2 separate regions of the Homo sapiens genome follow, and region 2 is linked to region 1. Evidence: read pairs that join two places in POLR2A ChIA-PET (ENCODE). Cell type or tissue: PC-9. All regions are shown on one strand.

The links. ChIA-PET counts read pairs that join two places held together with the same protein. Peaks named below come from ENCODE experiments on the same cell type or tissue, not always from the same donor. Only the 100,000 strongest peaks of a DNase experiment are listed, where the experiment ranks them.
Region 2: POLR2A ChIA-PET joins it to region 1 with 12 read pairs; 3 of 35 experiments call an interaction of 5 or more read pairs at or near these places.

What each region holds. Positions count from the first base shown.
Region 1 is chr11:18,284,384-18,292,383 of GRCh38, reverse strand. HPS5 (HPS5 biogenesis of lysosomal organelles complex 2 subunit 2) reads left to right here. Exons shown (of 23, transcript NM_181507.2): 16 at 365-942; 17 at 4,371-4,491; 18 at 4,694-4,849; 19 at 5,674-5,793; 20 at 6,925-7,038. Among named protein-coding and RNA genes, the nearest start is that of SAA1, 22 kb to the right of the region's middle. In PC-9, no CTCF peak of the experiment used is centred here; no DNase peak of the experiment used is centred here.
Region 2 is chr11:18,449,695-18,457,694 of GRCh38, reverse strand. LDHC (lactate dehydrogenase C) reads right to left here. Exons shown (of 8, transcript NM_017448.5): 8 at 5,632-6,732. The coding sequence ends at 6,568. LDHAL6A (lactate dehydrogenase A like 6A) reads right to left here and starts at 1,839. Exons shown (of 7, transcript NM_144972.5): 1 at 889-1,839. The coding sequence starts at 1,014. In PC-9, no CTCF peak of the experiment used is centred here; DNase peaks (open chromatin) are centred at 84 and 4,574.

The sequences.
Region 1 (8,000 bases):
CAAATACCAAAAGTAGCTGTGTGTAGTGGGTGTAGTGGCATGTACCTGTATTCCCAGCTACTCAGGAGGCTGAGGTGGGAGGATCACTTGAGCCTGCAGTGAGCTATGTTTGTGCCATTGCACTCCAGCCTGGGTGACAAAACAAGACCCTATCTCAAAAAAAAAAAAAAAAAAGTAAAACACTACAAAGTTTATGTTCTCTGTTTTGTCATCTTGTTGAGATAGTTTTTATTTAAAGAGTTGAAAAGTAACGTTTATTCCAGATGAGTATGTTACATTGGTTAGGTTAATTTATTAGCATGAATTAATTTGTTTTAAGAAAAACACATGACACATGAATTTCATACTTGTCTGTCTTGTATAGGACCAAGCTACAGGACCCTCTGGTTTTATTTGAATCCGAGTCTCTGAGAATGGTTTTACAGGAGTGGCTTTCACATTTAGAAAAAACATTTGCCATGAAGGACTTTTCAGGTGTTTCAGATACTGACAACTCATCCATGAAATTGAACCAGGATGTGCTATTAGTTAATGAATCAAAAAAGGGAATATTAGATGAAGATAATGAAAAAGAAAAAAGGGACTCTTTAGGCAATGAAGAATCTGTTGATAAAACAGCATGTGAATGTGTAAGGAGTCCAAGGGAGTCTTTGGATGACCTGTTTCAAATATGTTCTCCATGCGCCATTGCAAGTGGTCTTCGGAACGACCTGGCTGAATTGACAACATTATGTTTGGAGTTGAATGTATTGAATTCTAAGATCAAAAGCACCAGTGGACATGTGGACCACACTTTGCAACAGTACTCTCCTGAAATTCTGGCTTGCCAGTTCCTGAAGAAGTACTTTTTTCTCCTGAACTTGAAAAGAGCGAAGGAGAGTATCAAGCTTAGTTACAGTAATAGCCCTTCTGTTTGGGATACTTTTATTGAAGGATTGAAAGGTAATACTCAGATTGCCTTATCAAAGATAGAAATTCGTATTAAAAAACATTAGCAGTTTTGAATTTTGGGGTTTAAAAAAAAGATTTAAGTAGAAAATCACATCTGTTCTGGTCAACCCTTTATTCTGTTTTCCATTCATTTTAACTTTTAATAGTTCTTTCAGACATTGGTTAAATTCACAACTGGATTATAAGAAATTAGTTTTTAAATTTTTATTTATTTTATTTTTTTTGAGACAGAGTTTCATTCTGTTTGAGTGCAGTGGCGCCATCTTGGCTCACTGCAACCTCCGCCTCCTGGGTTCAAGTGATTGTCTTGCCTCAGCCTCCCAAGTAGCTGGGACTGCAGGCGTGCACCACCACGCCCAGCTAATTTTTGTATTTTAGTAGAGACAGGGTTTTGCCATGTCGGCCAAGCTGGTCTCAAACGCCTGACCTCAAGTGATCTACCTGCCTTGGCCTCCCAAAGTGTTGGGATCACAGGCATCAACCACTGTGCCTGGCCCTATTTTTTATTTTTAGAGACAGGGTCTCACTCTGTGCCCAGGCTGGAATGCAGTGGTGTGATCATGGCTCACTGTAGCCTTGATCCCTTGGGTTCAAGCGATCCTCCTGCCTCAGTTTTCTGAGTCGTGGGATTACAGGCATGTGCCACTGTACCCTCTGATTTCTTCATTTTTTTATAGAGATGGGGTCTTACTGTGTTGCCCAGGTTGGTCTTGAAATCCTGACCTCAAAGCAGTCTTCCCACCTTGGCCTCCCAAAATGCTGGGATTATAGGTGTGAGCCACCATGCCTGGCCCTAGAAATTAGTTTTATTTCTCTCATAATGACATTCAGAAAATGGTAGAGCAGTGCTGGGGAAGTTGAGGTTAAAGTAAAATGTTTATAAATGCAGATGTATTAAAAGAAGAAAATCTCTCATGTAACTTACTAATACAGAAATACTATATGGGGTACTTATTGTGTGGCAGATATTATGGTAAACACTTTTCAGCATTGTCTCATTTCATCCTTACAATAATGTTTGGAGTAGATGGTGTTATTCCATTTTATAGATAAGCAGTCTGAGGCAGAGAGAGATCTTAGGTAGCTAAACTGCTGTAATAAATATCTGATAATGAAGTAACTCATACATAAATAGAAGTGTATTTCTTGCTCATGTAACAGTCCAGGACAGGTATTCCAGGTCAGTGGGTAGCTGTCTCCCAGGTGGTAATTCAGCATTCTAGCATTCCAAGTTCCTTCCATTATTTTCAGCTCCATCTTCCCTTAAGGGATGTGGTCATGTTTGGGTTGCTATGTCTGGGGAAAGCATGTAGAAAGTGCTGTCTTATAGGCCTGGCCTGGTAGTGGCTTACCTCTCTTCTGTGTACATTTCCATTGATGAGAATTCTGTCATATAGCCACAACTAACTGCAAAGGAAACTGGGAAATGTAACCTGTCCAGGAGGAAAAGAATGAATATAGGTGAAGAGCTCGCTTACATGTCTGCCTCAGAGACTTTGGTGCATAGCCCGCAGTATCTACCTTGGCGGAAGGTCGCATATGTCATCCTGACATATAATAGAAACCAGCTATCATACCCTAAAAACTATATGCATTGCCCTTTCTGCAGCCATAGTCCCATGTTTTTGAAGAAGTGAATTTTCTTAATTCCAAATCCTACTTGAATAACAGATGCCATATTTCTAATACTTTAGACTTTAAGCAACTTTTCATTCATTACCAAAAGTGAATAGAGATACATTTTTATGTCATCTTACTTAAAGATATTTTAGCTTTCTAGAAACATGGATCTATAGTTACAGATCTGCTTTAATTCAAATATAGCAGTTAAAAGCATAATAATTTTTTTTTTTCTGAGTTGAGGTAGATTGTCTTTTGTGTGAAATAAGAAACAAGCTATTTCTCCTCAGGTAAGTTCAAATGTGTGACATTATTACTCATTGGAAATTTACTGTATCTGTCTCTATTATGTGATCATACCCAGTCACAGAAGAGCAGAAAAGAGTCTCCATCAGCCAGAGTGATAGTTGTTACTACCAGTGCTGGCTAGAGGAAGCATGGTGGGCAATTTGAGTGATATGGCTGCTTACTTGAATTTAGGTGGATATGTCTGGTTTAGCTCCCGCGCAGTCATCAGGCTTCCCCAAACCTCTGAATGGCCTCCTCCTCTGAATTCCTTTAAAGTACTTATTGCCTGACACAGTCAAATGGGAAACAATGAGACTGGGGAAAAAATGACTTTTTTAAAAAAGCATGTATCAGAAAATGAATGTTGGCTCTTAGAACCTGGTGAGTAGGCCTCACCCTTCTAATGATGTGATAATTATGGGAAACAGCTTTTGGAACTGTTATTTGGGATTTGTCTTCAGAGGCAGTTGAAAAATACTTGCCCAGCTTAGGCAACGTAGCAAGACCCCGTCTCTACACACACAAAAACACACACACCAGCCTATGCAATGTAGCAAGACCCTGTCTACACACACATACATATAAACACACACACACATGCCAGCCTAGACAACGTTTCAAGACCTTGTCTCTACACACACACACATGCACACACCCAGGTATTGCAGCTAGGCAACGTAGCAAGACCCTGTCTCTCCACACACGCATGTGCGCATGTGTGCACACAGGCACTGCAGCTAGGCAACGTAGGAAGACCCCGTCGCTGCACACACACACACACACACACACAGCCAGGAGTTCAAGGTTGCAGTGATCACCACTGCACTCCAGCCTGGGCAACAGAATGAGACCCTGTTTCTAAAAAACTAAAAAAGAAAACTACTTGGAAAAAAACCCACTTTACTTTAGATTCATACTTTTTTTTTTTAAACCACAAATAGTTTTAGATCATCACTCCTTTCACCAGACTTGATTTTAAGTGACTTTTGGCTATTCCAAAAAGTCAAATCTTCTGTTCTTCAGAGAATGAGTATTTGCTATACTGGTAACTTTAAAAAAAGGTCAAATATTTTAAAATTAATTTCATTGAATTTAATTCTAAAAGATGGAGTAGGAATACTAGTTCTAGAAAAAACTGAGCAACTTGGCATTGATGATAGCTATGTATATTGGTTTTTGATGTGTGCTTATATGGACAGTTGCTATATATAGGCCTAGATACTCATTATTTTAAGAGTAATAGTCACTGATGTATTAATTATATGTTCCTTCGTCTTATTTAAAACTTTTAATATGCTTTGCCTCCCAATTAGATTTTAAGGTTCTTAAAAGTAGAAATTACATCTCTTGTACTTTTATTTGTTTCTCTTGTAATGCTTAATATTGGGCCTTGCACATAATAGGTCCACACAGTAGGTACGTGACTAATGATTGCTGAATGAACATGTTCATAAATTGAATATTTCCGCCTAAGAGATAAAGTTTGGAAAAGGATATGCTTTATATTTCAGAAATGGCAAGTTCCAATCCTGTGTATATGGAGATGGAAAAAGGAGATCTACCAACAAGGTTAAAGTTACTAGATGACGAGGTTCCTTTTGATAGTCCGTTGTTGGTTGTTTATGCTACCCGGTAAGTTGTCCTGTATATTGTTTATATGAGCTAAAGCACATGCATTTTTTTGTGTATTTTAGTCTCTAACATGTTACTCATTTGCATATGAGGCAGCTTCTGTTAGTATATTTATTTTCATTTGTAATAAGTAACCTAAATGTAACCAAGTTATATAATTTCACTGAAATTAGAGACTAAAGTGTTTTGTTTTTAAATGCAGGTTGTATGAAAAGTTTGGGGAGTCTGCTCTTCGATCCTTAATCAAGTTCTTTCCATCCATTTTGCCATCGGATATCATACAACTTTGTCATCATCATCCTGCTGAGTTTTTGGCCTATTTAGACAGTCTGGTGAAATCAAGGCCTGAAGATCAGCGGTGAGAAGGAGAGCATATTTGCAGACTCTCCTTTCTTTTGACAGGGCATTGTTTCTCTTTTATAAGCAGGTGTCACATTGTGTACTGTTAATTACCAAGGGGTTGAGGCACATACTATGGAAGAGGAGGATTTGGGAGGCCTTGTAACATTCTGCCACATGTCACAGCACACATCACAAATGTGCATGTACCACACTTCTTCACTGCCTCTCAGGGATTCTCAGATCAGTGCAAAATTAATCCCTTGATTCAGGGCCTGAACTAAGAAGATAAGCTTCTTATTGTCTTTGCAGTGAGTAGATTCACTGCCACCTTTTTATTGACATAGATCTCAGTTCCAGCTCTTCTCTTTTTAGGCTGATGTCTGATTTTCTGTCTCCCCATGGTTGTAACACTTGTGACCTGTGCCCCTGGCTTATTAGACTAGCGGCTTCCTCCTTTCTTCTTTTGATTGGTTCACATTTGCCACAATGTTGCCCAGGCTGGATGCAGTGGCTATTCACGGGTATGATCATAGCATACTACAGCCTCAAACTTATGGCCTCAGTGATCTTCCTACTCTGGCCACACTGGTTTTTATTTGTCTCTTTCTTTCTCTCTCTCTTTCTCTCCCTTTTTTTTTTTCTTTTTTGGCCCTTTGACATTTTCTTTGTTATCTTGGAGCTTGGTCACCAGCATTTCTAGACATTTTGTAGCAGAAGAGTTTTCAAGTTATTTCTTCTTCTATATTCATCTCTTAATCAGGTTTTCTTCACACTCCCCACATTTTATGCTTCCTTTCTTAGCATGAAGATTGGTGACTTTTTTCCCCAACTTTCTCTTAGGTCATCTTTTCTTGAGTCCCTTCTGCAACCAGAGTCTTTAAGGTTGGATTGGCTGCTTTTGGCAGTGTCCCTTGATGCTCCACCAAGCACCAGCACAATGGATGATGAAGGTTATCCCAGGTACAGAAGAAGTCCTCTTTCTTTGTTTTTTTCTTTACTTTTTTTTTTTGAGACAGGATCTCACTCTGTCGCCTAGGCTGGAATGTGGTGCTAAGATCATGGCTTCCTGCAGCCTTGACCTCCTAGGCTCAGGTGATTAAACCCTTCAACCTTAGCTTCCTGAGTAGCTGGGAAGACAGGAGCACACCACTCTGCCCGGCTAATTTTTTGTACAGATGAGATTTCGCCTTATGGCCCAGGCTGGTCTCGATCTCCTGGGCTCAAGCGATCTACCTGCCTTGGCCTCACAAAGTGCTGGGATTAGAGGCGTGAGCCACTGTGCCTGGCTAGGAGTCTTATTTCTAAGGATTAAGCTCCAGTGTTCCTTTGGAATGGAACTGGTTTATTCACATATGGCATTCTGGGCTCACTTTAGAAATAGCTATGGAAGAGACTGACCCAAGTCATGGTAGTAATGAGATTAAGTATATTTCTTAGTGGTTCTGAAATTTTTTGGGGTCACCCTATAAGAATCTGATGATTCCTTTTAGAAAAATGCAGTCATGCAAAACTTTGCACAGCTGACCGCCTGCAGGTTTTTCATGGGCCCACATTAAGAGACCTTGGTGATTAAGCCTGTGAGAGGATAAAACTGGGTGTGGGGGTTAGGGAGATAGGTATGTATGTGTTTTCTTCCTAAAAATGTGTCAAGGAATTTTTAGACATAACCTGATCTAGGACTTTAAAAATAAAATAAAATTAAAGTACACACTGGTACTTGTGTCAGAACTATTGCTTGCGTTTCCTCCCAGGAGAAGCTTCTTAAAAGACCCCCAAATGCCTGTCTTATATTCCTAGCAAAAAGTCTGGAAGGATATGCAGTGGTTATCTGTGAGTGATGGAATGATAGAATTAAAAGAAGAAAAAAGAATTTATTTCTTTTGCTTTTGATTACCTAAAGTATCTAATCTTTAAAAATAAACAGGTTATAGGAAAAATAGCTATTTTTAAGTTTTCAAAAGCCAAATAGCAATGTTTTTAAAATGTAGTAATAGAATGCAGTTAAACTCTATTCTTACCTATTAGGTGATAAATAAGCATTTTCTAGAGTTTATTTCCTATCTAATTTACTGATTCCTTTTCATTTCATAGGCCTCATTCACACTTGCTTTCCTGGGGTTACAGTCAGCTGATCCTTCATCTAATTAAACTTCCTGCAGATTTTATAACCAAAGAGAAAATGACAGACATCTGCAGGTCTTGTGGGTAAGTGAGAATTTTTTAGAAACTGAAGTTAAGGTTAGAAACATTTCAGTTAACAACTTTATAGTTAAGGGTCTGAATTAATACACATTAATATTTGGGGATTCTCTTTGCTATTTAAAAGTACCTTTTTGTTTTAAGTGATAGTAAATTAAACATCTTTTTTCCATTTAAATTTCTTGCTTTTTTCTTTTTTTTTTTTTTTTAAATAGCCTTAGCTAATTCCCCTCCACTCCCTCTGCTTAGTTGCCAGCCCCAGTTCTCAGGCATGTAGATAGTATTTAATTAAGCACCAGATTATGTGATACCAATTATAATTGATAGACTTTTATAATTAATACAGTAAGAGAGAGATCAAAATGGGCTCAATAGCATCGCTGGTGAAGGACTCAAGGAGGAGGTGAGATTTTGGAGGTAAAACCTAAAACCTGGGTAGGATTTGTATTTATAAAGGAGCCAGGAGAGGGTGAGTTAGGTGAGAGAAACAGAGCAAGGGCGTGGAAAACTGGCATTGCTTATTATCCATGTCACACTTCAGTCAGTTATTTATTGCCTGGTGATACTGGCTTATGGCTCCAACTGGATTATAATCTTTTGGAGATAGCAACTTGTGTCTTTCTTTTCCCTCATAATGTCTATATCTAATTTGTATAGTGGTAGGCACTTGATACATATTTGTTCATTGTAATGAGGGCTGAGTCTGGCCAGGTGGTGGGTGACAAGATCATGCAGGACCTTGAAAGCTGGTAGAATAATTTAGTTATCAGTAGAGACCCTTTTAGACTGAACTACTTGGTGCAAAAATTGTGTAATGAAAGTGGAGCTTTCTAGAGATCATTTCTGATGTCATATATGAGAAGGCTGGAGACAGAAGGCCAGCTAGGAAGCTGTTGGAGTAATTCAGATATGAGTGGATTGGTGATTAGTAGGGCAGCAAAAGGAGCACATCCAGTGGGCATTTCAAA
Region 2 (8,000 bases), 170 kb before region 1:
GTTTTCACGTGTGTGTATTCTTCATTAGCAGTGAGGACACTGCTGATAAAGGCATTACAATAGGTAGGACAAAATGAATCATGGGGAATTTGTATGGCTGGCAGGAGCAGCAGTTGGCTGTGGCTGCTGTCCTTAGTGCCATAAGGTCACTATGTCATCTAGATATGAAACCCAGAGGCAATCCTTTAAATCCAATGACTCATGCCAGGATTAAAGGTTATATAAAAGATGGCTAAAACATTTTACAGATATTTCATTAATAAAAGTATAGCTCAGAGTGTCTTATGATTTATTAAAACTTTATGGTAATAAAGTTCATATCAGGGTAATATTCTTAGAAAGGGGTCAGAATCTTTTTTTGGCCTCTGTCTATAGCCATAAAACTTTATCAGCTGTATCAATACTAAGAACAGCTAAACACTAAAACTAACCTAACATGAATAAGGAACGAAGGGAAATAAAGATATACAGACTAGGAAATGGGAGAGAGATATTTAAATGAAAAAAGATTATTGTATTTGGTACTCGTAGGCTGCCTACCATCACTGACACGCTTGTATACTCTTTTCTGCCACCTATTTCTCTCCAGTTTGTTTTGTGAGCTGAGTTTCCAAATCAAGCAAAGGGGTACCTCATATTGTCATTACGTGAAAGTGAAATGTCAACATACTTTCACAGAGATGCTTCTAACCCACATGATATCATCATACAATTTTTAAAAAGGAGCGCCCTCTGGGTGAACAACTAAAAAAAGGGCACCTTTTCCTCTGATGCCCCTCACACTGGCTCCCCACTCACCACCTTGAACTGGACACAACCTCCACAACCATACGCTGTGGCCTCGCCTCCAACTGAGGTGAACCCTGTGGTGCAGAGCACACAACTTACTTTTAATAAGATGCTGATAGCACAAGCCACACCAACCGATCCAGTTCCTACAATGGAGATCTTATTGTGATGAATGGCCTCCTCTTCCGCGAAATTCTTAATAAGTTCACTCTTGATAGTTGCCATCTTGGAAACCTAACAGTGAAGACAAATTGCACAGCCATTTCCAAGACCTGGAATTGGAAATGGCTTGGAATTCCAAGACCTGCGGTGAGAGCGCGTATAGAGAACTCCTGGGCCCGTGTGGAAGGAGGTGCTGCAGACACACAAAAGACCGACAAATCTGACCAGCAAAGAAGCTGGGTAGGTTCTGGCCAGGCAGCTCAGCATCCATGAAGCGGACCAGGGGAAGGAGAAGGAAGCGTGAGTACAGTTAAGAGGAATTAAGAGAGAGAGAGAGGAAAGGAACAGGGGTTGCTCCACCAAACATGAAACTACAGCTGGGACGGCACTCCGTCCCGCAGCTGACCCCCTTTTCTCTCCCCTTTACCCTGCTGTTCCCCCAACCTCCAGTTCTCAGCTCCAGGACTGCGCCCGGGGTCCGCAGGTCCAGGTGAGAGGTACTTCTGGCCACACTCACAGGGGTGAAGGGCCACCCGCGCCCGAGCAGGTCACATGCCGCCTGGCGGAGACACAGAACCATCCTTGGGCAAAAACAATTCGCTCCCGCGGCGCCCGCTCTCTGGCTGCTCCCCAGGACTCTTGCAGCCCAGCTCATGGCCACTCACTCAAGAGGTGAAGAAAGAGAATGGAGGAAAATGGCGTTAAAGCTCATCGAGGCACGAAGGAGATGAACCGCCGACTAACAGACGCCGGGTCGCCCCCTTACTGCAGCTGCGCGGACCGCACCCAGCTCGTGCAGGCATCGCAGGTGTGATGCTTGGCAGGTGTGATGCTTGGCAGGTGTGATGCTTGGCAGGTGTGATGCTTGGCAGGTGTGAGGCCGGAAGCGGGCTGCGAAGCACCGCGCCTGCGCCTCTGCCTGCCCGCCCCGCCCCCGCGTGCGGGTGGGCGGGCTGCGGTGTAGGTGGTTGGCCGGCTGCAGAAGGCGCACGAGGTGCTGCAGGCACAACGCAGTGCAGGGCCTCTGCTGTTGGGCGGAGTTGTTTGCCTAGAACCCATCCACCAGAGAGCCCAAGTAATTTTATTTCTAACCAAACCTTGTCTGGATGTATCTGAAAAGGACTGTTTGACTCTCACGTGAAAATTTTCCCCCAGCCCTGTAGGAGAAAGGGACCTCAAGATTAACTTTTACCACCTCAAATGTGAGCTAAAGTAGAAAAAGTAAAATTTTAAAACTCTGGGCCGAGCGTGGTGGCTCACGCCTGTAATCCCAGCACTCTGGAAGGCCAAGGCGGGCGGATCACCTGAGGTCAGGGGTTCGAAATCAGCCTGGCCAACATCGTGAAACCACGTTTCTACTAAAAATACAAAAATTAGCTGGACGTGGTGGTGCACCCCTGTAATCCCAGCTACCTGGGAGGCTGAAGCACAAGAATTGTTTGTGAACCTGGGAGGCGGAGGTTGCAGTAAGCCGAAATTGTGCCACTGCACTCCAGCCTGGGTGACGGAGTGAGACCCTGTCTCAAAACAACAACAAAACTCTGTATGCAAAAGGAATTTGGAAATAAGATATGAAACCTGAAGAATTTGATGAATGCAGTGCCAATTGATAACCATTTTTACAAGATGAAGGGAAAGCTCAATTCATTATTAAGTGGTTAAATGTAGAATCCACACTTTGGGAGGCCGAGGCGGGTGGATTAGCTGAGGTCAGGAGTTCGAGACCAGCCTGGCCAACATGGCGAAACCCCGTCTCTACTAAAAATACAAAAATTAGCCGGGTGTGGTGGCACGCACCTGTAATCCCAGCTACTCAGGAGGCTGGGGCAGGAGAATCGTTTGAACCCGGGAGGCGGAGGTTTTGGTGAGCCGAGATCATGCCACTGCCCTCCAGCCTGGGTGACAGAGTGAGACTCCGTCTCAAAAATAAAAAACAAAAATGTAGAATTGAAAATCAGTCTGGAATAAACCAAGGTTTCTACTTCTCCCACCACATTTTACCTAATTGTTTTCTCATTTGTGAATCATAATACGTAATTTTGATGGTTAATACTGAGTGTCAACTTGATTGGATTGAAGGATGCAAAGTGTTGAACCTGGGTGTGTCTGTGAGGGTGTTGCCACAGGAAATTAACATTTGAGTCAGTAGGCTAGAAGACGCAAACCCACCCTCTATCCGGGTGAGCACCATCTAGTCAGCTGCCAGCACGTCTAGGATAAAAGCAGGCAGAGGAACGTGGAGGGACTAGACTGGCTAAGTCTTCCAGCCTTCATCTTTCTCCTGTGCTGGATGCTTCCTGCCCTCAAACATTGGACTCCTAGTTCTTCAGCTTTGGAACTCCGACTGACTTTCTTGCTTCTCAGCTTGCAGACGGCCTATTGTTGTGGGACCTCACCTTGTGATTGTGTGAGTCAATACTCCTCAATAAACTCCCCTTTATATATATAGCTATCCTATTCGTTCTGTCCCTCTAGAGAACCCTAATACAGTAATACATATTGACAAATTTTTATAAAATGTAGAGCAGTGTTTCTCAATCTTTTTTCATTATCACTCCCTCAAGAGTCTTTGTAGATATGTTCCCCCTAATTGTTTTGCACCCCCATCATGAAATTAAATATTAAGGAGTTGGCCGGGCGCGGTGGCTCACGGCTGTAACCCTAGCACTTTGGGAGGCCGAGGCGGGCGGATTGCCTGATCTTAGGAGTTCGAGACCAGCCTGGGCAAAACGGTGAAAGCCCGTCTCTACTAATATAAAAGAAATTAGCCAGGCGTCAGCTACTCGGGAGGCTGAGGCAGGAGAATGGCGCGAACCGGGGAGGCGGAGCTTGCAGTGAGCCGAGATCGTGCCACTGCACTCCAGCCTGGGCCACAGAGCGAGACTCCGTCTCAAAAAAAAAAAAAAAAAAAGGAAAGGAATTAGCCGGGCGTGGTAGCAGGCACCTGTAGTCCCAGCTACTCAGGAGGCTGAGGCAGGAGAATTGCTTGAACCTGGGAGGTGGAGGTTGCAGTGAGTGGAGCTTGCGCCACCGCACTGCAGCCTGGGTGACAGAGCAAGACTCCATCTCTTAAAAAAAAAAAAAAAAAAAAAAAACCTATATATATATATATATATATATATATATATATATATATATACACACACATACACATATACATATACGTTTATTTGTCAGGCAAGGTTGAGCTCTGGAGAGCCAAACTCTTGTAATATCTAAGTTTTTTTTTACCTTTTCCTCCCTCCCCCATACCCAGAACCAATTTTCAGCCACTTGGGGACATGTAGAGCAGTTTTACTTACTAGAATGTTCCCTGTAGAAACTGTATCAATTTTTCAGCCTTTTAATCTCTGCAAGAATTTCCTAAAATGAAGTTTTGATGTACAAACGAGCTTTTAAAAAAGCCAAAACCCACAGAAGACTCCCCTTGCCCTCATCCTAACTCAACTGATAATAATTGTATATATTCAAGGGAAGATGCTGAAGAAAAAGGGGAAATAATAAAATAATGGGACACTAATCATGATCAGGAGTAGATGACCAGAATGAAAGCTATCAAGAGAGCAAGAATAACAGACTCAGAGGGTAAGCCATGACTCTCTGACCAAATGAGTCAGCCTTCACTAGTCATGCGAGTCCTCAGGGGCTGCATATCTACCTTCTGATCTTTCCCATTGGTCCAGTTCTAGTCTTAATTTGTAAATTGACCAGGAGTGGTGGCTCATGCCTATAATCCCAGCACTTTGGGGGGCCGAGGCAGGAGGACTGCTTGAGCCCAGGAGTTGAGGACCAGCCTGGGCAACATGGTGAAACCCTGTCTCCAAAAAATACGAAAATCTGCAGGGCGTGGTGGCATGTGCCTGTAGTCTCAGCTACTCAGGAGGCTGAGGTGGGAGGATCTGATGAGCCCTGGAGTTCGAGGCTGCAGCGAGCCACAATTACCCGCTGCACTCCAGCTCCAGCCTGGGTGACAGAACAAGACCTTGTCTAAAAAAAGAAAAAAAATTGTAAATTACCTTGATACTGATTTCTTAGTTTTTGTTTTATTGTATAGTTCCTATAGCTGCCTTAAATTTCTTGTGGAATCAAGGAAATACTTCATATGTATCTATATACTATATAAATCAGTAGAAGCATTTTCACCTTTAGACACCAACAGGGAGCTATTAATGACTATTATCAAACATTAGTCAATAATCAGCCGGGCGCAGTTGCTCACACCTGTAATCCCAGTACTTTAGGAGGCTGAGGTGGGCAGCTCACTTGAGGTCAGGAGTTCAAGACCAGCCTGGCCAACATGGTGAAACCCTGTCTCTACTAAAAATAAAAAAATTAGCCAGGCGTGGTGGTGGGTGCCTGTAATCCCAGCTACTTGGGAGGCTGAGGCAGAAGAATCACTTGAACCCAGGAGGTGGAGGTTGTAGTGAGCACAGATCGTGTCACTGCACTCTAGCCTAGGTGACAGAGTGAGACTCCATCTCAAAAAGGAAAAAAAAATTAGTCAAAAATCAATTCGTTGAGGTACCCTAAATACTCACTGTGGATACTTGAGGGCAGAGATAATGTCATACTGATTTCATAACTATACCATAGCAAGCATAGTAATAGTCTGCTGCACAAATAACTGAGGATGGCATAAGCTCCCCAGGTGATATTTCAATTGAGACACCAAATCAACTATTTGAGTTTATATGACTAGTATAATACTTGCAGAGTTGAATACAATCTTATTTAGATTTTTTACATCGTAAAGTTACATCTGTATCTTCTTCTTGTTTCTGCTTTTCTTCTGTGTTCTTCTTCTTCTTTTGAGTCTGAGTCTTCCTCTGTGGCCCAGGCTGGAGTGCAGTGACACAATCATAGCCTTGAACTCCTGGGCTCAAGTTATCTACTGGTCTCAGTCTCCCAAGTAGCTGGACTACAGATGCAGGCCACCACATCTAATTTCTTTATTTTTGTAGAGATGGGGTGTTGCTATGTTGCCAAGGCTGGTCTCAAACTCCTGGACTCATGTGATCCTCTTGCCTCACCCTCCCAAAGCACTGGGATTACAGCCATGAGCCACAGCACTCAGCTTTTTATTTCTTTTTGATATATATGGTCTTAAAAATAAGCATTTATAATGATTTTTTTTGAGACAGAGCCTCACTCTTTCACCCAGGCTGCAGTGCCCGGCCACATTTATAATGATTATACATAAACATATGACGCTAATGTAATGAAGTGAATATGCTGGTACTCTAACGGATGAAAGTACAAGATAAAATTGTAATACTAGAAAAAGGGCTTGGTTTGTGAAAAGAATCAAAGCTCTGTATTATAGTGATTATACATATTCTACTACATCTGAAGGCACTCTAACATATGTGACATACCTCAGAAGTATAACTTACACCTGTACAGATTGGGTATCATTAGAATAGAGCTATAAATGATTCTTAAAGAGGAAAATCTCTTTACCATTTGCTCGTTCTAATCTTGAGAGACTAGAGTTATGTCACAGGTCTCCAATTTGTTTTTATTTTTTAAAGATCAAATGAAAATACTTTCAAAATTTAAAATACACAGCCTGCTATCTTCTGTTCTCCAAACAGTGGAACATTAGAAGGCTTTAATTTAAAATATTAGATCCTTTTGAATATTCCAAAGTGTTTCTGCACTCTTCTTGAAAAGGGCCTCCTCCTCAGAATTCAAGTTAATTTTCACAACATCTGAGACACCATTCCGCCCCAAGACACAAGGGATACTGAGAAAGAGTTCTTCTTTTATTCCATATAATCCCTGAAAGGCAAGATAAGATATTGTTCAAATAACCTGATATGGAAAAGCAGCTATGCAAAAGGGCATCAAAATGAGAGTATACAGGAGAGACTAAAGCATTCAACAAGAATCGCTCAGAGGGTGGCAGAGTGATGGTCAGCAAAAGCAAGAGCATCCTTATGTCCTATAACCATGTGGAACTTACATTCAGTGACATGAAGAAGATGCCAGAGGCCTTTAGAAGGACCCAGAAACATACAATTTACCTTATCCCTTACCAGGTCATCTTTTGGTCCACGGGAAAGGATGCCATGCGGTCTTTCATGATGCCATTTTATCAAAAGGAGTACTATGAGAATCAAGTAACTTGTGTGTAGTCCAAACTACATCGAGGCAACAGTGAAGCAGGAGGTGACTGGGAAGGCTCTGCTTCATACCTTTACAGCAGGGAGCATCATTGAGTTTGGACAATGGGTGCTACGGGTGGCATTTTAAGCCTCCAGAGGTAAACCCCCAGTGGAGCCTATAGATGCTCTTACATGCCCGGTGGGGCCTGTGCCTCTCATCACCAGCTGCAATGGAATGCACTCCTGCCCTTCTGTACTCCTATCCACTACCTCCGCCTGAGTTCTATCTGGGACCTCCCATCATGGATAGGGCCATGAAACAGGTGCAGCCCCATGGCACTGCCCTATCCTGGGCCCCTGGAACCTCCCATCAGAAGCCCCAAAATTCCCTCCATTCCTGCAGCCAAGGCCGAGAAGCAGCTGCCAGAGCCTATTACAACCTGGGCAACTCACATAACATCTACATGCATAGGTACCAGCCTCCACCACCTCCATACTATCCTCCCTGGTCTTGGAAGATAGGAAAACTCAATATACCCCCAAAAAATTAAAATTTAAAAAATGTTAAAAGACACCCAGTTAAAAAAAAAAAAAGACACCCAGTAGATCCCTCACACTTCCCTGCCTCCTACCACTCATCACTCTTTACCCCTCTCTTTGGGGCTGAGTCTGGGGTTGTGGGAGAAGGGAGGGCATTGTTCTTCTCCAGGACTGATTATAAACAGTTACCAGGAATGGCGTTGAAGGAAGAGGGGAGGCTCCTTGACTCTGGAGCAGTGCCTCACAGCTTTCCATGCTGCAGAGCCCATGGGCACTATTCAGCCATTCTTCCCTCTCACCATCTCTGGGGCTCTACTCAGGAGCACAAGGTGTGCCCCTTGTTCCTGTTTTGCTCTAGTAACTTCTCCCCACAGAGGGATTCTCTGGTTACCTCCTCTACCA